Regions from separate parts of the Homo sapiens genome. Here regions 1 and 2 are each linked to region 3. The links are chromatin loops, found by intact Hi-C in ENCODE. Cell type or tissue: sigmoid colon. All regions are shown on one strand. Each heading gives the region's core, and the rest is flanking DNA. Links, peaks and the distances in the headings are about the cores only. Region 1 has its middle 44 kb from the start of MACORIS. Region 2 holds the start of LOC105376482 (a long non-coding RNA gene). Region 3 holds the start of LOC124906892.

Evidence for each region. Peaks named below come from ENCODE experiments on the same cell type or tissue, not always from the same donor. Only the 100,000 strongest peaks of a DNase experiment are listed, where the experiment ranks them.
Region 1: it touches region 3 in a loop (4-fold over the local background); 4 of 110 quality-filtered maps call a loop at or near these places.
Region 2: a loop joins it to region 3, with 4 times the contacts of the local background. A loop is called at or near these places in 2 of 110 quality-filtered maps.

Annotation. Positions count from the first base shown.
Region 1 is chr10:31,659,951-31,667,249 of GRCh38, reverse strand. No RefSeq gene overlaps it. Among named protein-coding and RNA genes, the nearest start is that of MACORIS, 44 kb to the left of the region's middle. RefSeq lists enhancers at 160-1,029, 1,030-1,901. In sigmoid colon, for the core only: no CTCF peak of the experiment used is centred there; a DNase peak (open chromatin) is centred at 2,209.
Region 2 is chr10:31,129,948-31,137,246 of GRCh38, reverse strand. All of the region lies in intron 2 of LOC105376481 (a long non-coding RNA gene), which reads right to left. It overlaps LOC105376482 (a long non-coding RNA gene), which reads left to right and starts at 3,043. Exons shown (of 4, transcript XR_001747412.2): 1 at 3,043-3,127; 2 at 3,882-4,082; 3 at 6,729-6,838; 4 at 7,076-7,264. LOC105376483 (a long non-coding RNA gene) reads right to left here and starts at 3,347. Exons shown (of 3, transcript XR_930798.3): 1 at 2,446-3,347; 2 at 559-734; 3 at 1-453. RefSeq lists silencers at 2,914-2,963, 3,024-3,383. In sigmoid colon, for the core only: no CTCF peak of the experiment used is centred there; DNase peaks (open chromatin) are centred at 2,814, 3,406 and 4,130; H3K4me3 peaks cover 1,506 bases; H3K27ac peaks cover 1,836 bases.
Region 3 is chr10:31,599,616-31,606,914 of GRCh38, reverse strand. LOC124906892 reads right to left here and starts at 4,053. Exons shown (of 4, transcript XM_067756347.1): 1 at 3,596-4,053; 2 at 2,501-2,659; 3 at 2,188-2,284; 4 at 697-989. The coding sequence starts at 3,893. The coding sequence ends at 833. It overlaps LOC105376484 (a long non-coding RNA gene), which reads left to right. Exons shown (of 3, transcript XR_930803.3): 3 at 1-3,881. RefSeq lists a silencer at 3,052-3,641. In sigmoid colon, for the core only: no CTCF peak of the experiment used is centred there; DNase peaks (open chromatin) are centred at 2,654, 3,324 and 4,294; H3K4me3 peaks cover 1,706 bases; H3K27ac peaks cover 2,089 bases.

The DNA.
Region 1 (7,299 bases), core at 1,165-6,164, 60 kb before region 3:
CAGAGGTGGGAGCTGCCAGGTTCTTTTTAACAATCAGATCTCATGGGAAGGAGTAGATAATAAACTCACTCATTACCGTGAGGACAGCACCAAGCCATTCAAGAGGGATCTGCACCCAGGATACAATCACCTCCCACCAGGCCCCACCTCTGACATTAGGCACCAAATTTCAACATGAGATTTGGAGGGGACAAAATATCCAAACTATATCATCCCCTTTATACCAGGCTGTGTTTTCCAGTTTTCCAAAGTCTTTCCCACTCACACAACGCATGCTCTTGACGGACCAATTCAACCTTTTCATATCACCTGCCTGAGGCTGTAGGTACTGGAGTGTACAATCCCCATTATAGAGGAGACTTAACTACTAAATGAGGGCAGGAAAATCCCACAGTTTTACCACCCTTTGCCCTGCTTTCTGATGGGAACTGCCCACCCAGAACCCCTGCTGCCAGAAAGACTGTTTTGAGACAGGTTCCCCGATTGCATACTGAGCAGTTTAGGTGGACACCTGATCACAGGGCAGTCAATTCACAGGCTGATAGTGACATGTAATGGGGCCGAGCATGGAAAAGTGAGCTGAACCAATCACATTTTCTTTCTCGGCTTTAAAAACGAAGAAAGTGTGAACCAGCAAGCTTGCAATGGTTTTGATGCTGAGGGCCCACAGAAGTCATGATGGGCCAGGAACAAGTTGAAATTAGGATGCATCTAAAACAAAGAGTTTATTTCATGAGAGAGGGGAGGGAGCACGTGAACAGAGAGAGGCAGAGATATCTTGATAGAGAAACCGTGTGGCCTGAAAGAGACACATCAAGCCACGGGTCCCCAGAGCTGTCTGGGTTCCTCATGGTTTTTCAGCTTCAGACACAGGCGCAAGTATATTCTTGCAAGAAACTCCAATTTCTTGAGCTAACTTGAGTGTTCTCTTGTCCTTGCACTCAAGAAAAGCTAACCAAAGCTCCCTTAAGGCCTCTGCTAACTTGAGAGTCTGTGATTCTACAAATTTGAATCTAAGGGTTTACCTCCAGGATATGAACTGTGAAAGGAAAATATCTTGGGCCCCTAAAATCACTAAGCTAAAGGGAGAACTCAAGCTGGGAACTGCTTAGGGCAAACCTGCCTCCCATTCTATTCAAAGTCATCCCTCTGCTCACTGAGATAAATGCATATCTGATGGCCTCCTTTGGAAAGGCTAATCAGAAACTCAAAAGAATGCAACTGTTTGTCTCTCACCTACCTGTGGCCTGGAAGCCCCTCCCTGCTTTGAGTTGTCCCATCTTTCCAGACCAAACCAGTGTTCATTTTACATATGTTGATTGATGTCACCTGTCTCTCTAAAATGTATAAAAACAAGCTGTGCTCTGACCACCTTGGGCACATGTTGTCAGGACCTTGTGAGGCTGTGTCACAGGCGTGCGTCCTCAACCTTGGCAAAATAAACTTTCTAAATTAACTGAGACCTGTCTCAAGTTTTCGGGGTTCACAGACTGCTCCCTGACACCCAGGTAAGCCAAGCACACTGTGGACAGATAACCCATGCAGTAGGGATCCATCTCTAAGACTACTTTCCCAAATCCTTTTTCTTCTGCAACAAAGCCATGCGTAAAATTTTAGAGGTATAAGCATGCAAACACCTTAAGATCTAATTTTATCACATTATCATATTCCCAACAGGAAAAAGAAGTGTGTAGGTAAACCTATGTGCTTTCTTATATGCATCTGTCAACCCTAATCAGACACCCTCTTCCTTCAATAGAAAAAATGATTCAGATGTTGTCATCAGACTTGTGAACCTGAAGAATATTTAACTTGTTGATTAAGTACTTAACATTACAAATGAATGCAAAACTGTCTATCAGTTCTGGTGTGATTACTTTGGAAAGGTTGTAAGTTTTTAGGTGGCTGTGATAATGAATGACCTTTGTGATATTAAAGCCTTCCTTGTTGCGTCAGCTTTTTGGAGGAGTTGCTAGGCGGGCCCCAAGAAGAAGAAAAGAAAGATGCCTATTAGAACTCATCATAAAGTCACTGATTTGTTTTTTTGTAAGCAACTGCTGTTGAAATTAGATGACAAAGAACAGGCTGTAGCTGCCCCTGTGAAGGGAGTTGTGGATGTGTAAAGAAATTTGTTATTGGGGAAAGCTTCCAACTATGATGGCACCTCCCTGGCACCGGCCACAGGATCTGCAACCTGTCTCCGAACAGTCACATACACTGGGGGGACACACAGACACAAAACAGCTGGGCGGTTGACTGACCTTTCCACTTTGCAGCCCAGTATTTTGGCGTCATGGAGATTAAGACTTGACTGATCTCACTGGAAAATTGTCTAAGCATTTGCTACACTCTGCTTTTGTAGACACCAGTCCCATTCCCAGGGGAAAAAAATCTACACCTGCTGAATCTTTTCAAAACCGGTAGATACAGGACATTTAGGACAAATTAGTGAAACATGCCAATATTTGCCCCTGCCCTGCTTCTGCTAGAATTTCAAAGATTTTGTTTGTCAGAAAAAGATATCTTTGTAATTTCTAGTAATAAAGACAAATTAACAACAACAAAAAAACTGCCCAAAAGAGTGAGAATAAGTTTTCTTGTTCTCTTTTCACATTTCTTTTTCGCTTTCACACAGTAAAATACAGCAAAATTCACTCCTTATGGCGTATGGGTTTTGACAAATGCAGAACATTTTTCTTTCTTTTTTTTTTTTTTCTGTTGCCCAGATTGGAGTGCAGTGGTGTGATCTCAGCTCACTGCAACCTCCGCCTCCCGGGCTCAAGTGATTCTCCTGCCTCAGCCTCCCAAGTAGCTGGGGTTACAGGCATGCGTCACCACACCCAGCTATTTTTAGTATTTTTAGTAGAGATAGGGTTTCGCCATTTTGGCCAGACTGGTCTTGAACTCCTGACCTCAGGTGATCCTCCCGCCTTGGCCTCCCAAAGTGCTGGGATTACAGACGTGAGCCACAGCGCCTGGGCCGCATAGCATTGTATTTCTATCACCACGATCATGCTCGGAAGAGTTCTATCATTTCTCAAATTCCACAATGCCGCCTGTTTGTGGTCAGACCTTCCATCCTTCCCCAGCCAGCAACCACTGATCTGTCCTCCATCTGTACAGTTTTGTCTTTTCCAGAATGTTAAATAAATGGAATCATTTTGTATGTAGACTTTTAGTTTATTAATTGTTAATTTATTAACTTATTTTTGCCAAACTTCCCACTGATATCATGTTACATGCAGAGAGAAGAATACCAGAAGAAATATTTGGGGCAGGGGGTATCTTAAAAGACAAGAAGGAGGAAGTGGGGAAGTTGCTGTGCTCAACTGCAAAATTATTTTCATTTGTGCAGAGAAGTTATCTCAGAGGTAGTCAGAACCAATGAAAAAGATTTATGCATTCAAACTTAGACTTTCTGTAATACTCTAAGGAAGAATTGATGAGCTTAGTCTTTGATTATCTTTAACCAGCCTTGGGATCTGACCCAGGGCTAGGTAATTAACAAGAGTAATTAGCTCCTGTTGCGGTTGTGGTGTATGCTTGTGGAGAAAAGTGCGCATTAACTCTGTGTGCCCCACAGCAGCCTCCCATATTATGTTCCCCATACCCCTGCTTTCCCTCCTTAGAATAATTGCCTCATGAACAATGGCTCGTGTCAGCTTCATCCTGCTTACTAGGGGAACATGATTTGCCACTACAAGTAAACCTGGTGGCAGGCAGGGCAGCTGGCTAGACTCATATTTAGGTCTTGAGATTGATATTAAGTTTAAAAAATTAAGTTAAAAAGTTAAGTTAGATTTGCTCTACTAGAGATTCTTGGAAGGCCCACTCTAAGTCAGGCTCCTGCTGGATCCATCCACACACTTATTTTTCAGATGAGGAAGGCTGTGACCCAAGGACTTCTATCCAGCCTCTCTGGCCCCACACTTTCCCCAATCTTTGCAGGCTCTGAACTGCCGCCTCCCTCAGGAGCCTTGATAGATCCTGAAAATGGCGGCCGTGGCCAGCTTCTATAAAGAGGAGATGGGTCACATACTCTGTGCAGGCTATGTGCTATGTTCTGTCAAAGTTAATCTGCCCGGGAAAACTCCTGAGAGCCTCCCAGTCACCCTACGAGGGACACAAAGGGTAGGGAAGCCAAGTCCCAAGAGCTCTTTGGGGCCTGTTTAAAATGGCCACTCCCCCAGCCTCTTCGTGGGCATCTGCAGCTGCTGTTTGCAAGGAAGTTTAGGGAAGATGGCTGAGCTCTTCACCGACCGTCCTAACAAATAAGCCATTGGCCTCAACTCAGACCCTTTAGAAGAGACCTCAGTGCCTCATAACTTGGAGCAGTGAGTGGACGCCCACCTGTGCCACTTGAAACGGGCTCTGTTGCAGCCGCAACAGGGTCTGAAACCCACATTGGTAGCGTCAAATGCAAGCAGTTATTTCATGAAGACTCCGTGTGTGTGTGTGTGTGTGTGTGTGTGTGTAGCACACCAGTGAAAAGTGGGAGGTAGAGAAGGTACAAGAAAAGGGAAAGACAGTCTAGGCTGTTGCTTGGAAGAGCTTGCTGGGAAACAAACCATCATCATCTCAAACAGCTTGGTGACATGGGTCCTGAAGATGTACACATCCCCACAGTCATATTCTTGTCGGAGTGGTGGAAATAACCTGGCAGGAGACTTTTTAAAAACCCAGGCTCTGGAGTCAGGGAAATATGCACTTGGTTTCCAGCTTTCACTTTCTGTCTTCGTGACCTACGGCAAGTTCCTTCACTTCTGCAGGCCCCTGTTTCCCTATCTGTTAAAATGGAGGATATTCTACCCTCAGAGGGTTGTTATGATAAATCAGATAATGCAGCTGAAGCAAATCAACTGAAGACTATTTGGCTCCAAAATCCACACGCCTAGGCACTGGGCATTACTTGTGTATGTGCAATGATCGTGTGTGAGCATGTACTTCTATTGCAGTGAGCTCAGGGGTGGGTGGATCATGAGGTCAGGAGTTCAAGACCAGCCTGGCCAACATGGTGAAACCCTGTCTCTACTAAAGATAAGAAAAATTAGCCAGGCATGGTGGTGCGCACCTGTATTCCCAGCTACTCAGGAGGCTGAGGCAGGAGAATTGTTTGAACCTGGGAGGCAGAGTTTGCATTGAACTGAGATGGTGCCATTGCACTCCAGCCTGGGCGACAGGGAGAGACTCCATCTAAGTAAATAAATAAAAATAAGAAATCCATTTAAGGTTAACTTTTTCGGTTTTGACAGTCTTACAATAGAGCTAATAGGCTGAATGGGGGCAGGTAAGGCCATTTAAGAACTGCTAATAAGTGCTAGCATCTTGGCTTTGCTGGGGATTCTATCTACTGGGGATGAAAGGTGATGTCTTGGAGTATTGTGATTAAGTGATTTCCACCAAACCTCAGGCAGCAAGTAGTGCACATAGAGTTATCCGGACTGAGTATAAAAGCCTGGTTATGGAGGGGTTATGTGTTCTGGTACCAGCCAGCTATTATCTAGTGGGTTTATTTATGGTTAAGTGAGAATAAGAACTGGAGAACCATCCTTTATGTGGTTGATATGAGCTTCTCAGACACTGGGCAACTCCTAGCCCTCTTGTACATTGCAATAAAGTGATATAGCAACAAACAACATACATGCCTACCCCCATTTTCCCCCTACCCTCCAAAACTCCTACAACTGTGGGCTTTCAATATTTGTTTACAGGAAATCTGAGAGATGCTCATTTCAAAAATAGCTTTAAAAAATTATCCAAGTAGGCCAGGCATGGTGGCTCACACCTGTAATCCCAGCACTTTGAGAGGCCAAGGTGGGCAGATCACCTGAGGTCAGGAGTTCGAGACCAGCCTGGCCAACATGGTGAAACCCCGTCTCTACTAAAAATACAAAAATTAGCCAGGTGTGGTGGCACACTCCTGCGGTCCCAGTTACTTAGGAGGCTGAGGCAGGAGAATTGCTTGAACCTGGGAGGTTGCAGTGAGCAGAGATCAAGCCACTGCACTCCAGCCTGGGCCACAGAGCAAGACTCCGTCTCAAGATAATAATAATAATAATAAAAATTAAATAAAAAAGAGAAAATGTGGTGAAGCAAAGAAAAGGAAATAAAATAGTCACCTACAAGCCCCCTCCTGCTGTCCTGCAAGATAACTGTTGTTAACATTTTGGTGTGTATCACTTCAGTATCTTTTAAATGTATGTACACACATACACACACAGACTATATGTGTATAGACGTATGCATATGTTTATTTATAGAAATGGGATTGCACTGCACAGTTATATAACCTGAATTTTTCACATACTATCTCATGAACATTTTCTAAGTTATTAAATCTTTGAGGCACTGTGTCTTTTTATAAAGGAACACTTGCTTCCACATTAGACATTTACAGCGCCTCAGCAGTGTGGCCCTCCAAAGAGGTCTGGCCCCTGTGTCTACCCCTTGGGTATATTGTGATTTCAGGAAGCTTGAATTGGCTACTGGAGCTCCACATGTAAGAAATCAGCTTTCAAAGGCACTAAATAGGAACCAGAGTTATTGTGGCTTCTTCATAAAAGTGAACTGGAATAACAAATGCTGTCTGACATCTCAACCAGCAGGGACGCTTTGCTGTGTGTGTACATTTGCAATCCAAATAAGGCATAAAAACATGCAAAGAGAACGGACAGCAGAGCCCGGGGGGCCTGGAAATGCTTCCTTGTCACTTCTTTGGCAAGGAGAATGATCTTCCACCATCATCTTACCTCCATCCTACCATAAACCTGCCACGGAGTTCCCTTAGAGGGCTGATAGCAACCAGACCTCCAGCCTGCGGATAAAAGACTTGTGCCCTCGTTTCACCAGCAACCTCGAGATCCCTCTGTTTTGAAGTGTATTCATGCTGGCTCAGATCAGTGAGCCTTGGTGTGCTGATTCAGACACAAACTAATCCTTGAGGCTTCAGTAAAAAGGGTTTTGATGGCATTTCAAAATAATGTTAATGGAATCAACCACAATTTATTAACCAAGGCTAGAGATTTCAAAAGTTGTTACTGATAAATAAGGCTGGATGACTTCTGAGATGTGGGGTGTCTGTCTGGTTCCTGGTGGGGGTTCCTCTACCTCTTGGTCCATCGCTTAACCCCAAACAGGGAATTCTTGTGCTCTGGCACCATCTCATTGTATGGCAGGACTCCTGGTGGCAGGTGAGTCTTAGGCTTAAAGGGGGAGAGTATATTTGGAAGCTTCGTGTACCCAAACCACAGGAAGGACAGTGGTGCAAGTGGGCCCCTGGTGGGCCTTGGGAACCATGGG
Region 2 (7,299 bases), core at 1,397-6,396, 470 kb after region 3:
CTAAATCTTGTTTTGTGGTTTTACTTTTGTTCTGGCAGGCTTAGCAACACTGGAAAAAAAAATTACAGTGTGTGCACGGGAAACAGATTCTTTCCTCCTTCTTGACTAACTGACAAGTTGGAGATCAGGCACAAGTCAAGTGTGATGGCATTGCTTGTGATATAGTTGGGATACATGGAACAATTTAAGCAGCATCAAGGGCCTGGCCTACCCTTAGCTTAGGCAGGAAATTCAAGGGTAATATAACACTTTGCTGTTAAGTAATACCATTGGAATAAAAGCATGTTCAGGATGACTTTTGGCTTTAACTTGGAATTTCTGTTTCATTTGCTTCCAATAAGAACGTTTTTTTCTCCTTAAAGTTCTTAACTTGTATTTCAAAAGTTCTTGTCGCTGTATAAATATGATATATACAAGCCAGCCTTGAATAAAAACTGTATGCCACAGGATACGCTGAAAAACAAATTTGGGATATAAGTTTTAGCTGGAAACATCTGCAGCAGCAGCTTTGTATAATGTAAAGAGTAAGTTGCAGGTCAGACGTATGAACCCTCCTACCTATTAGCTGTGTGGCCTTGAATGGATGAATTAACCTTTGAGCCTATAAAAGGGGAAAAACCATAGAACCCACTCAGAGGGTCTCTGTGAGGATACATTGCAAGCACATGAACTAGCACATAGTAGGTCTTTTTTCTTCTTTCCTAGGCTTCATAACTGAGTGTGGCATAAATGACCTAGAAGAGAAAAGGACTAAAATGAGAAACTGAAATGTAGTTTTGTCTGAGTAACTCAAACATGGTCCGACCGATCTGTCTTTTGGTTTTAACCCATGTTCCCCCGTGCTGCCTAAGAAGCTGAGTTTCGGCATGAGTTGAATTTCTGTCTTTAGTTTCTAAAGGATTTACACTAACTAGAGCATCGCTAGATAACTCAGGGTGATGCGAGAGGCTCACACCCATGAGAGAAATTGCTGCAGGATCTCAGGATGTTTAGCAGGGAGAAGACTGTGTGGGGACAGCAGAGCTATCTCCAAAACATTTGTAGGGTAATATCATGTGCAAAAGAAATTAGATTTATTCCGCATGACTCCATAAGTGGAGACATATTTTGGTTTTATAGATAGAAGACATTTATGAAAAATAAGATTGTTACCCAGGCACGGTGGCTCCCACCTGTAATCCCAGCACTTTGGGAGACTGAGGCAGGAGAATCACTGGAAGCCAGGAGTTCAAAACTAGCCTGGGGCTGGGCGCAGTGGCTTACACCTGTAATCTCAGCACTTGGGGAGGCCTAAGCGGGTGGATCAATTCGAGACCAGCCTGGCCAAGGTGGTGAAATCCCGTCTCTACTAAAAACACAAAAATTAGCCAGGCGTGGTGGCACACACCTGTAGTCCCAGCTACTTGGAAGGCTGAGGCAGGAGAATAGCTGGAACCTGAGAGGCGGTGCTTTCAGTGAGCCGAGATCTCACCACTGCACTCCAGCCTGGGTGACAGAGCAAGACTCCCTCTTAAAAACAAACAAACAAACAAACAAACAGCCTGGGCAACATAGCAAGAACCCATCTCTGCAAAAAATTTAAAAAATTAGCCAGGTATGGTGGCACATGCCTGTAGTCCCAGCTACTCATAGGCTGAGGTGGGAGGATCCACTTGAGCCCAGGAGTTAGAGACTGCAGTGAGCTGTGATGGTACTACTGCACTCCAGCCTGGGCGAGAGAGTGGATCCTTGTCTCTAAAAAATAAATTTATAAAATCTGAGGTAGAAAGGGTCCCATCACTAACACTCCCTAGGGGCCATACAGGGAATTCAGTATTGGAAAAGGGTTGAATGAGGTGACTTCGAGGGTTCTTTTCCAGGCCAGGGAGGCTGCAATTCTGATGGCTCTGTAAATGCAAGGTTTTGCTGCAGGAAATTAAGGCGGAACAGGCATAGCGAGGTGTAAGGCACACGCAGGAGCACACAGATTGTGCTAATATATGAACTTTTGAACTTTAACCTTCTCTAACAAAAGAACGTCATGCCACATTGAAAAAAAAAAGGCCTTCCACTGCTAGAAATGAAAACATTCATACTTTAGTGTATCGTATTTTATAGGTTCATGTAGACACAGGGGCCAAATGAAACTGAACCAAGATCTTAGGCATTAAGTTACATTTTAATTTTACCTTTTCCCCTTTGCGATTCTGACATAAGCAGTAAAAATGAACCTGGACCTTTGACCTGAGCAGTAGATATATTTTTTAATTAAATTTTTTTTTCCATTCACCTGCGAACCTCTACTGATTGTTTCAGTGTCTTGGTCAACCGCTTTTAACAGCGAAACATTAAAGCCACTGCAAGAATAAACAGGAAGCTGGTGTTTAGGTGGGAGTTCCTAGGAATTTTATACCACTGACCACAGAGGCCAAAAGAGAAAGGAAATAGGAAAAACAGTGTAAATACCTGGGTGACTAATGACTTTGCACAGCTCAGCTGGCTTTTCTGAACATTTCATGGGACGTCTCTCCAGGGGAAACAACCTGAAAATGTTTCAGGACTCCGGGTGGCATTGAAGGGCCAGAGAGGGGTGTTTAGTGCACGCTGTTGGCTGGCTGGTTTTGTGGGTTTTGTTCACCGTCTACCGGGCAGAGAGCCTTTCTGCCGATGTCGCCAGATGCCTCTCTCCAAGCGAAATGACCCATTTGCATGCGTGGTGCAGACATTTTCCGGAGCTCCAGGGCTCCCAGGCCTCCCCAGGCCTCCGATTGTAAAGGATCGTAGGGCCACCCCTTTCCTTGTTCACATGGACAGCGCCTAAGAGGATTTAGAATCAAGTGGGCACATTTGCACTGCCTTGTTCTGAAGAGGCAGCTGGAGCGCGGACTGGCCTGGCGCAACCCACCGCGGGTCCCGGGGGACCGCATTGTCTCGGAGGGGCCGCCACAGGGGCTCCATTGTGAGCGGGGCCGGCCTTTTTCTCCTGCCCTCTGTCTCCCCGGGCCTCCCCTCATCCCCCCCACCCCCCCTCCACGCAGACTTTTCTCTCAAGCTGCCGGCACCCCCGGCTGCCGCATTTCCAATGCAGGGGAGCGGCGAGGCTCCGGGCTGGCCATCTGCACGCGGAGATTGACAGCAGTCCCGGAAGGTCAGCGCCTCAACGATTTCTGTCTGAACAGCAGGCCACCCAGGCCTCGCGAGCAAAACAAGGACATCTGCTCCCCTTAATTTAGAACGCTGGTTCTAATTTCTCCGAAGCCCCTTGCTTAACGCCCTCCTCAGGCTGCGGGGGAGGGGGCGAGGAGGGGCAGGACAGACGCGGCTGCCCGCCCCCGGCTCCCCAGCTCCCGGGGAGAGCAGCTGAGTCTGGCGGGAGTAGGGAGGGGGGTTGGGGTGAGGAGCCTGGTCACTCACGTGACCCGGGTGACGTGGCGCGGGGGAGGGGCGGGAGGGCGGAGTGGGCGCCGGGCCTGCCACGCCCGGGACGCACAAATGCTTCTGGGTCTGCAGAGGAGCAAGCTGCGCTGGCCCACGAGGCCCTTCTCCCCGGGGCAGATGGATTTCAGGCGCCCCCCACCCCTTGAGGAGAATATCAAGGAAATGGACAGAAGAGTATATTACAACTATCATCTCTGCCCTTGGCCTCGTGAGGGTCGCTGGGCTGGGACAAAGTCCTGCCTGGGCAGTTGACATCAAAATTCGTCGTGCCTTGCCTGCTTTATGTGGGCAAAAGGATGAAAGAATTGCACTTCTGTTGCGCTTCCACTGCTAGATCATAAGCTCCCTGAAAACACGTTGCATCTGTGTCTCTAGCAACTTCCACAAATGTTTGGAGAATAAATTAATGTGTGGCAGGGCGCGGTCCCTGTGAACTCTAACTGTGCTCTTTTTCTCTGTGACAGAAAAGGAGACATTGCAGAGAATCAACCTGTGCCTGCAGCTAGGGATTCGTTAATTACTTTGTTCCCTCTTTTCCTCCCTCCCTCCCTTCCTCCTTTCCTTTCGCTAACATTTTGATGGATACCTCATGTGTGCTGGAGATCAGGCGGTGGACCAGGGATACAAGAAACGAGACTCCTAGCCCTTGAGATGCTCTTCATGTGGTGAGGGGTGCTGCATACAAGCAAACAGTTCACCAGGGCTCTGGGTGACAAGTGCCATGGATAGCAGTAGGGCGGCCCTCAGCCCAGCTCCTGGGGAGGGAGGAAGGGAGGGAGGATGTCCAGGTGGAGGCTGGGTGAGTAGAAACTTACCAGGAGAAAGGCCCTTTGCCCACATAGGTCTCCCTGCATAGCCCACCCCCAGCCCATTCCCCTCCCACTTATTCCTCTGGCCTCAGGTGAAATGTCACTTCCCTGGTGCCTGGGCCAGATCAGGTCCTCCAGTTACAGGATCCTGTAGCTCTTTCATCTTCTCTTTTGTAATACTCATCAAATGTACAACCGGGCAAAATTCACCCTCCCCACCGGACTGTAAGTTTCGTGAGCCAGCACTGTGCCTGACTCCTCATGCCCCATAAATACTTGTTGAGCCAATGAATAGTCAGACTCCTCTTAAGTTAGTGAGAAATCCATACATACATTTTCTGTTTGGGATGCCAGGACAAGCTGTGACGGCTCCACTCCGAGTACCAGTGGGAACTGCCTGGTACCAAGGGGCTGTGGTTTCAAATTTATTATTTTGTGATATTCTGCACCTCGGTGATTTTGAAACTGCCTTCTTCCAAATGAGTGTCAAGTAGATGCTCCTCAAAAAGGGATCCTCGGGCAAACAGGTTTCTTTGCCAGAGGATTTTACAGAGCCTATGATGTGTTCATGTGCACTGTCCTCAGGCAGGTAGTTTGTTGAAGAAGCATCTAGTAACATTTGCAGCTGGAGGATATCGATGAAGCTCAGTGTTAACTTTGCCGCACCGTTTCTCCGTAACTCCTCCTAGGCTCTGAGAGATAGAAGGAGCTGGGATCAAGGGATCTGCACAAGATTAATTTGCCATAATGAAGGTCTACTCCTTCCCCTTGATTTCTTTGTTATGCCATGTGACAAATTGTTGTTTTTGACAAACAGAGCATTGAGGGAGGCCGAGGCAGATAGGCAGATAGATCAGCTGAGGTCAGGGGTTCAACACCAGCCTGGCCAACATGGTGAAACCCCATCTCTACTAAAAGTACAAAAATTAGCCAGGCATGGTGGCATGAGTCTATAGTCCCAGCTGCTTGGGAGACTGAGGAAGGAGAATCACTTTAACCTGGGATGTAGAGGCTGCAGTGAGCCAAGATTACACCATTGCACTCCAGCCTGGGCAACAGAGCCAGATTCCACCTCAAAAAAAAAAAAAAGGATTGAAGATGTAGATTAAGGAGGCATTGGGGGTACTCTATAGTGTCACCTGAGTTTAAATCCAGCTCTGGCACTACTTAGCTGTATGACTTTGGAGGACTTCCTTAGCATCTCTGTGCCCAGGTACTTTATTTGTACATAGAGATAATAGTTTCTAATTTACAGTCTTGTTAAGACGTTAAAAGCTCTTATAGGCACGTAGAATTCTCATGGTAGATATAAATTTTATTTAAATTGCTAATAATTGGTTAATTAAAAAATAAATATCCAACCTCTAATAGGTTAATTTAACTAATTAAGCCTGGTGTATTAATGGAGAGGGATCACAGTGGCTGATAGCCCGAGGGACTAGGTTTTCTCTGCTTGCTGCCTTTGAGCTTGAGTGAAGCCTTCTGCGCCTTGGCTATTTGTTGCTTTTCCAGCTAGAAGGATTCCAAGTCTTCAACAGCATTACTGAGCTCTTCCTCTCAATAAGTTTAAGTTGTAATTTCATTACACTTCATTCTCAAATAGAAGAGTTGAGCAGCTGTGTAGCAAGATCCAAAACACTTTGTTTACAATTAGTTTTCCAAGGATTGGCTTAATAGCCAGTGGCAAATTTCTCAGCAATAGGTTTATGAGCCAGAGAAGCATTTCTTTTTTTTTTTTTTTTTTTGGATACAGGGTCTGGCTCTGTTGCCCAGGCTGGAGTGCAGTGGTGCAATCATAGCTCAGTGCAGCCTTGAACTCCTGGGCTCAAGTGATTCTCCTTCCTCAGCCTCCTTATTAGCTGGGACTACAGGTGTACACCACCATACTTGGCTAATTTTTTAACATTTTGTAGAGATGGGTGTCTTGCTATGTTGCCCAGGCTGGGTTTAAACTCTTGGCCTCAAGCAACCCTCCCACCTTGGCCTCCAGAGGACCATATTATTTTAAACAATAGAGACTGTTTACAGTGAAAAGGAAAATAGAATCGTACCTTATTTGTTGTAGCTTAATTTGGCCATAAAAGAGTCAATATTGTATTTTCAGAGAAGAAAAATTTTCAGGGGCCTTATATGAGAACACAGTGTGAAAATTCACATTATTTTCAAACTGTATTTAAACCACCCAGCCTAAAAGAAAGTTGCTTCTGGAAAGTCAAAGATGCTCTGAAAATGAGTGGAGATATGGTTTCTTACCTATGTGTATAAAATGAACAGTTTTATTCTTTCAACTCTTTATTATCTCTATAGGACATTAAGTTGGGCCGCATGTGCTAGACTAGATGTCTGGAGTAAATCTGTTTTCAGATATAATCTCTGGAGCATTCATGAAAGCTTCATATTTTGACACAGGAAGCAAAGAACATACTTGCAAATGCTGGCTCTGTTCATGGATGGAATGGTGCTTGAAACAAGTATCCTGCTGACATTACTTAACTCTTACAGGGGTCATTACTTAGGGATCAGCAATTTGCTAAAGATGAACAGATTCTAAGAAGATGGTTTTCCAGCAGCAACCAATTTTAAATCTGGACTGTGCACCAGGCACCTCTTGGGTATGACCTCAGTGCCTTTGGGTGTCCCTTGTCCCTCATTCCAGCTACTGATGCAGGTTCTGAGCAGCTTCCTGCTGGGGCCTTGCCTCATGCCTTTGCCTCACACCTCTGCTGGAGCTTCCAGAGTCTGCCCTGGAGCTTCTCTAAGCCGTCGGGGGCCCATGCATTTTGCCCAACCCAGGAGTGATCAATGGAGTCTAAGTGCTAATGGATAAATGTTTTCCTTTCTTCCCCCAGATGGACAGCCCTGAAACATCTTTCATGCAACTCCTCAGGCAGCCCAGAAACAGCCAGGAACCATTCGCCAGGAGCTGTGGCCAACTTAATAACTCATCCTTGTATTGGTTTCCATCCTCTGTCCTTCATCCGTCTTGTCTTTTACTCCTACTTGCTGGATCACACATCCCAATAAATTTTTGCACTCAAGCGTTTGTCTCAGGATCTGCTGTCCGGAGGACCAA
Region 3 (7,299 bases), core at 1,138-6,137:
AATGGGAAGAAGAAATGGAGCAAGATAGCAGCAGCAGATTGGGCATTAAGTAGGAGGTGAGAAAATAGAGATAGTGAGTAGAAGGGAAGGGCAGAAGTTGAAGAGGGTCAGAGATGAAAGAAAGTCTTTGCTTATTCAGTTTTTGGGCAGGAAGATGAACATATGTATTGCTGAAATGACTGAAGATTCTAGAGAAGTGGTGGAAGTGATGGAACAAGGGTCGCCAGGTGAGGCTGAACCAAGGGTGCAGGAGAAGGAATTAGCCACAGGCAGGCGGAGGGAAATTCTCTGAGAAGCAGGTAAAAAGGCCTTTGACTGTACCTGGCAGGAACCAATTTAAATCTATTAAAACAAAACAAACAAACAAACAAACAAAAAACAAACAAAAAAAAAAAAACAAGAGCATGGCTGGGCCCCAGGACCACCTGGACCCAGGACTTTTCTCTTCACATCTGTTTCACTCCAGTCTCAGCCCCCGCAGGTCCTAGTTTCTTCAGCCTGGTGGAGAAACAAGGCTGCCATCAATTCCCAAATGTTTATCTTCACAGTGACAGCCATGGGAGAAAGGCTGCACTAACCTTCTTGGCCTCAAATCAAAAACTCTAGAGAAAGGCTGTCACTGGGCCATCTTGAGTATTTATTTATTAGCTTGTTTGCAGATTTTAACTGAACATTCATTACTTTCAATTTTCCAGCTTTATTTTTTCAAATAAATTTTATTGTGCATATTTGACATTTACAACATAAGGTTATGGGATGCATTTGATAGTTACTATAGTAAAGAAAAGTAACATGTCTCTCATCTTGAGTATTTTAGGAGTCCAACCATGGGTCAGTGAATTCTGGCTAATTCTGGCTGTGGACAGGAAGTCCTATGTAAGCACATGTCAGCATCCAAGGGTGCCTCACAGATGGAGTGGAAGGAGAGGCAGTTTTCATTGAAGAGGGAGGGTCTGGTCAACAGATAGGTATCCATCCACAAATTTAGTCTGGAGGTGGAGAGTTCAGAAAATCTGAGAGGTTCGTATCTTAAGTATTTTTTTGTTTGTTCAGTTGGTTTTGATTGTTGTTGCTATTGGTGAAGTTAGGGTCTTTTCCAAGAATTAGGGGATAGATGACGATTCGGGCTACAAAAGGTTTGGAACTCTATCATGTGAAATGAGAACACCAACATAAGGACTGAGCAATGTTGAGAAGCAGCAGAGGGTAGAAGGCATAACTGTGTCACAGGATCAACCCAGACTTATTCATGTAATGAATGTTACTGATGGCTATCTCTAGTATCATCCAGTATCCTGGACATAGTAGCGTGAAAACACAGTTGGGTTGATCCAAGGTTGGAGAGTGGAAATATAGGTTGTTCTGGGCATGGCAGCGGGAACAAAGGAGCTGAGGTGGGAGGAAGGGCTGAAGTAGGGGGGATCTACCTGCAGAAGAAGACTGTGAGATGACCAGCACAGGGAAGAGGACAGAGAGCTTGGGACACAATTGGGAAATGGTGACAAAAGCTGTTGTGTCTCAGTGGTGCCTCTTACGATGCCCAAGGGAGATGACCCCTCAGGAAGAATGAGCACACCCTGGTGTGCTCAGGAAAGTTCCACGAAATTATCAATGGCACCTCTTTCTGTTATTGAGAGATCTCCAATTTGGATGCTGAATCATGTGGTCTGTCCACCCAATGCCAGGTCTGAAGCGATCGAGGAAAATGGCCTTTCGGGATGTCAACTTTGTGTGCTGCAGCCCCAGACCCATTGGCTGGAAGGAGTAACCCTGGCTTTCCACCTGCTTGTTCCTACCTCTTGTTTCTACCAAGGGAAACGGAGACTCCTTCAAAGTCTCCAGCACCTGCAGATTTGGAGTCTGAAGAGAAAGGGTCAGAGACAGAAACAAAGCCACCCTGGCCTGGCCTGCTGGCTGACTGCAGGGAAAGCCCACATACACTTGAGGCAGAAGGGAATGGCAATGGGCATGAAAATACTGCCCATACCCAAACTGTGTTCCCTGAGGCCATCCGATACACCCAGGGTGCTTCAGGGCAGTAAGTCCCAGAAACCACATGCAATTTCTGACCACACACTTCAGCTTTTCTTGGCATGAAAAAGGCAAGGGCCATGCCTGAATGGTTTTTGTATCTCCCACAGCGAAGACCAATGTCTTGCCCACAGTAGATTCTCAGTACATACTTACATGATCAATGGGATGTCCTTTTCAGGGCAGATTAGAATGGTCCTGTCTCGGGACAGGTGCCTCAGTTGGTGGCCTTGAACCTGGCTTGTAGACCTAACTGTGCAAGAATAGACCACAGGAAATGGAGCAGCTGAGGATGGGGGAGCAAGTTGGAAGGAGCTGGGGTGGAGTTTTTTCCTGACCCCAGCTGGTGATCAGCTTATGCCCTAAAGCAGAAGGATTAATAACCAGGGTAATTTTATCCCAGTCAGAATGTAACTACAGATGTGGGCTTATTGGGTGAAACAGCTAATCCCTTCTCCATTTGGCTCACTTGTGAAATACGATGAAATACGATGCCTGGGGCTATCAAAGCACGATTTCCTCCTGGGCCTGCTGCTGTGTGCAGCCCCACTCTCCTGGGCGAGAGGACAGCTGTCCGTGGACAGTCTTTTGGGCTCCTGCCTATTGGATGGACTGACTCTGCCGCTGACTGAGGGTGGAGGGGAAGGGAAGAGGCGTGTGGGTGGGTGTGTGTCTGTGGACTCGGGGAGGGGAGGGTGGAGTTGAAGGAAAATGTCAGGTGTTGGAGCGGACAGGCGCACGGAGACGCTGGAGGAATAAAAGACTCCTGGAAAAAACCTAAGATTCATTGCAACCCCAAGTCCCGAAGGCTAGAGGGATGGGGAGGCAACAGGAGGAGGGCGTGAGGCTAAGGGGGCACACCTGGTTGTACACGTGGCCCAGATCGGAGCCAGCAGGCCTCGGGTGCTGGCCACGGGAATTTGCAGCATGACCATAGTGGGAGGCTCTAAAGCCAGGAGAACTCAATCAAAGAGCTGCTGCTGATGGAGCAAAGATGAAAGGGTTTCCAGGCCAGCCAGTGAAACCCTTGGAGTTTTTCCCCGGGCAACCACCCTGGGGCGAGTAACAGGAGATACGGTTGGTGCCGAGGTCTGGGAGTCCAGTGCGGCAGCGGGAGGGAGGTAGGCTGGGAGTCCCGTGGGGCTTGAGGAGTGGGCGGGGCCCCGGGCGACGGGGCGTGGCCCCCTGAGCCGTCCGGAGGCCGAGCGCGGAGAACTCGAGAAGGGGCGGGGCCGCTGAGCGGTCCGGAGGCCTAGCGCGGGGAATCCGGAAGGGGCGTGGCCCCCTGAGCAGTCCGGAGGCCGAGCGCGGGGAGTTGGGAAGGGGCGTGGCCCTGCCCGAGCTGGCGCCAGGGAGGCTCCCACCTGCCAGGGGTTGTACATGGCCGCCCTCCCTCCTCCCGTGCTTCCCCGGGCGGGTCTCTGCGCGCAGTCTCCTGCCGGGCGTGGCCAGCCTTGCAGCTCATCCCCCGGGGTTGGCCGGGTGGTCTCCCCCCGCACGTCCCCGACTCCCAGACGCCTTTCCGCGGGGTGCGCCCGGGGCGCTGGAAGCCTGGATCACTTACGCCGAACGGCCCGGGCTCCCCGTGCCCCACCTCTTCTTCGCCCCTCGCGTCTTTTCCGTCCCAGGCTGATGGAGCAGGCGAGGTTAAAGCTTCGTTCCAGACACTTTAAGAAATGTTCCGGGGTTCTTGGAAGTTGTTTAGGAAAAGCAGAGTGCCTGGCATCCTCATCCAACGCTCCCGAACTAGAGACGGCATCTGGCTTGAGGGGTCGTGGTGGGCGGGCGGAAAGGCAAGAATGACCAGGGGCTTTAAATAAAATCTTTCCCATTTTTCCCTTTTCCTCTGACCTTGCCTCCATAATTAATCCTCCCACTGTCCCCAACCCCCAAGCCCAAAGAATATAGAGACTAAAGCCCCTTATCCCAGAGGGCTAGGTGAACCCCCGGGGTCCTCCGGCTCAGCCTGGGAGCCCAGGCAAGGATTTCGCTTCCAGGGCGGGCTTCAGGGTTGGGAGGCGCACATCGCCATGGCAACGAGTTCTTCCCGTGGGAATAAGAAACTCCCGAATGTGGAGCAAATTGGAAAGGGACCTTCCAAGAGCCAGCTGGGGCTCCAGGCAGGCAGGGTAAGGGGAGGTGGTCTGTAGGGGGTGGGGATGGGGAGGCACAGCTGATCCCAACCCGCGACCCTGATTATGGCGCCAGAGCTGTGCGTGTTGCCTCTGAGTCAGATGGGGCCACACATGCTGGACACGTGACATGACATGCTCTCCCATGGCTGCCAGTTGGCAGATGTGTTTGCTGACTTGCTTAGAACAGCCACTGCCTGGCTAAGTGGGACAGTTCCCTTCTGTGGGTCTGTTCCAACCTCCCCTTGGTGGTGAGACCAATAGCTCCTGTTGGGAGAACGAGTTTGAGCTATGAAATTCAGTTCTCTGGCGCCGAGGCCATTGATTTCTAATTACAATTTTTTTTCAAGTTTCAAAAATTTTAAAGTCCCAAGTTATATATGTATATATTCCAATTCAGAAAGGTGTAAAGAAGAAAAGGAAAGTGATCCACAACCCCCAATCCTTCTTCCCAGACATAACTATTGTTAACATTTCGTTGTCATTCTTCCAGATTCTTCATGTGCACATGTAGCTATATGTATGTAGGTGTATTTATATAAGCACCACAGACATGCAAAGCTGTCTAAAAATCTGTATCATCATTTCTTTTTTTTCTTTTCCTTTTTTTTGAGACAGAGTTTCACTCTTGTTGCCCAGGCTGGAGTGTAGTGGCGCGATCTCGGCTCACCGCAACCTCCGCCTCCCAGGTTCAAGCCTCAGCCTCCCAAGTAGCTGGGATTACAGGCATGCGCCACCATGCCCGGCTAATTTTGTATTTTTAGTAGAGACAGGGTTTCACCATGTTGGTCAGACTGCTCTTGAACTCCCGACTTCAGGTGATCCACCCGCCTTGGCTTCCCAAAGTGCTGGGATTACAGGCATGAGCCACCGCGCCTGGCCTATATCATCATTTCTAATGGCAACACGGGATATACCATGATTAACCTATTTGGTATTGCTGGACATTAAGTGGCTTCCCAATATTACCCTTCTATGTGATGATATGCATCCTTAGACAGTTTTGCACAACCAGTGTGCTAATTTTCTTAGGTAAACTTCTAGGATTCTGGGTCTAAGGGTATATGCATTTAAACTTTCAATGCACATTCCTGTAATCTGGGTCAGTGGATTTTTTAGGAGCCAGTGGGCTTTATTTTCTCCCCTATGAGTAGTAGGAATCAAAGGGAAAGGTCCCTTATATATGGTGTTTGAGTTTGGATTCCCCTTGAAACAAAATGTGAAACAAGAATCTGGGCATGAGTCGTATTTTTCAGAGGTGATACAGAAAGCGCTCTGAGCAGTGAGCAATAAAAGGTACATTATTGAATGGGTTATTGCTGGAGCACTCTGAGAGACCATGAGAACACTCCTCAGGATTGTCCTGCATTAGTTTCTGCGGGGCATCACCACTCCTGGTCTTCTGACTGTCCCCACTGTTATTTGAAAAATGTCTGCAGGTAAATGCTAAGGGAAGCCAAGGGGACACAGCTGGAACACCTACAGCTTCAGCCACAGAGGAATTACTACTCCTTTCCCCAAAGCCAAGCCAAGGGTGAGGTTACTCCAGGACAAAATTGCATAATGGGTTAAGTTTTGCATCAGTCTCTCCACCTTCTCCCCCTATTCCCTAAACCATCTCTTGATGCCAACCCCAGCTGGCCAAGGTTCCCAAGGCACAGCAAAGAGGTAGTTGGTCTTCTCAACAATTATTTAGAATGTTAGAAACAAGATTTTTTATTTTTCCAGGCATATTAATATTTTAAGACAGAAACCAAAGGAATTGATGACAGTGCTGGCATTTCAGGCACTGTGGCAGCTAAAGGTGTTTTTGGCAGGGGGCACCCAAGCCTGTGGTTGGTCCAGCAGAGAAATTCTGTGTGTCTTCTGAGAAGCAGGAGGTGAGAGGATGCAGGATGAAGGCAGAAGCAGAGTGGGAAGGAAGAGGCTGGTGACTTAGTTCCCTCACATGGATGACACTCGCTGGCCTGGCCATTTTAGAAAATGAAGCAATAAAGAGGATATAGGGCTGGATTTGTGGCTGGAGGGAATGAGAAAGAAGAAGTGAGCCATTCAGGTAGATCACCTGAGGTCAGGAGTTCGAGACCAGCCTGGCCAACGTGGCAAAACCCCATCTCTACTGAAAATACAAAAATTAGCCGAGTGTGGTGGCAGGCCCCTGTAGTCCCAGCTGCTCGGGAGGTTGAGGCAGGAGAATCGCTTGAACCCGGGAGGCAGAGGTTGCAGTGAGCCGAGATCATGCCACTGCACTCCAGCCTGGGTGACAGAATGAGACTCTGTCTCTTAAAAAAAAAAACAAATGAGCCACTGAGGCAAGAAGGAGTGAGATGGGTTGTTAAGAGAGGAAGAGAAGGCTAGGTGCAGTGGTTCATGCTTGTAATTCTAGCTGCTTGGGAAGTTGAGGTGGGAGGAGTGCTTGAGCACAGGAGTTCGAGACCACAGTGAGTCATCATAGTGACACTCCAACCTGGGTGACAGAGCAAGACACCATCTCTAAAAAAAATAGAGAAGAGTAGTTGAGTGGGAGAAGAGAACAAAGAAGAACCTCATTTGGGCTCAATCAGCTACTAACTTCTTCCCTTCCTACAGTCTTGGCTTTCTGTCTTCCCCTCTGGCCATTTCTGCTCAGAGTCCATTAGGGGTTCACTTTTTTCCTGCCTATCCCCTAACTGCTGAAGCCACTTAGAGTTCTCCAGCTGCACGTGATCTCTGAGAGATCAGTGTGCCACCATGGCCTCTGCCGCTGTCACGCACAGATGCTGCACAGATGGCTGGCCCAGCTTGCTCTCAGGAGCTCAGTTCCCACCCATCTAGAAGTTGGCAGAAGTTGAGGCAGTGGGAGGAATGTCGGGGCACACATTCCCTTTACCATGTGTGTTCTCTGGTTGTCTTCATATTCGAAAGCTAGTGTCCCCAGTTAAGTTGTTAGCTGCTTGAGCCTGAAGGCTGTGAATTTTACTCCCCAATCAGCCACATGCAGTGACTGTCAGACACTGGCTGAGTTGACCCTGTAGGAGTTTCTCTACAGGAGTACCATTCTGGGGACATGAGAAGGTGAGGTCGTGCTTCTACGCAGACACCTTTATTTTCACCAACACAGCCCCCTTCAACGGTCCACAGCTGCTAATTATCATCT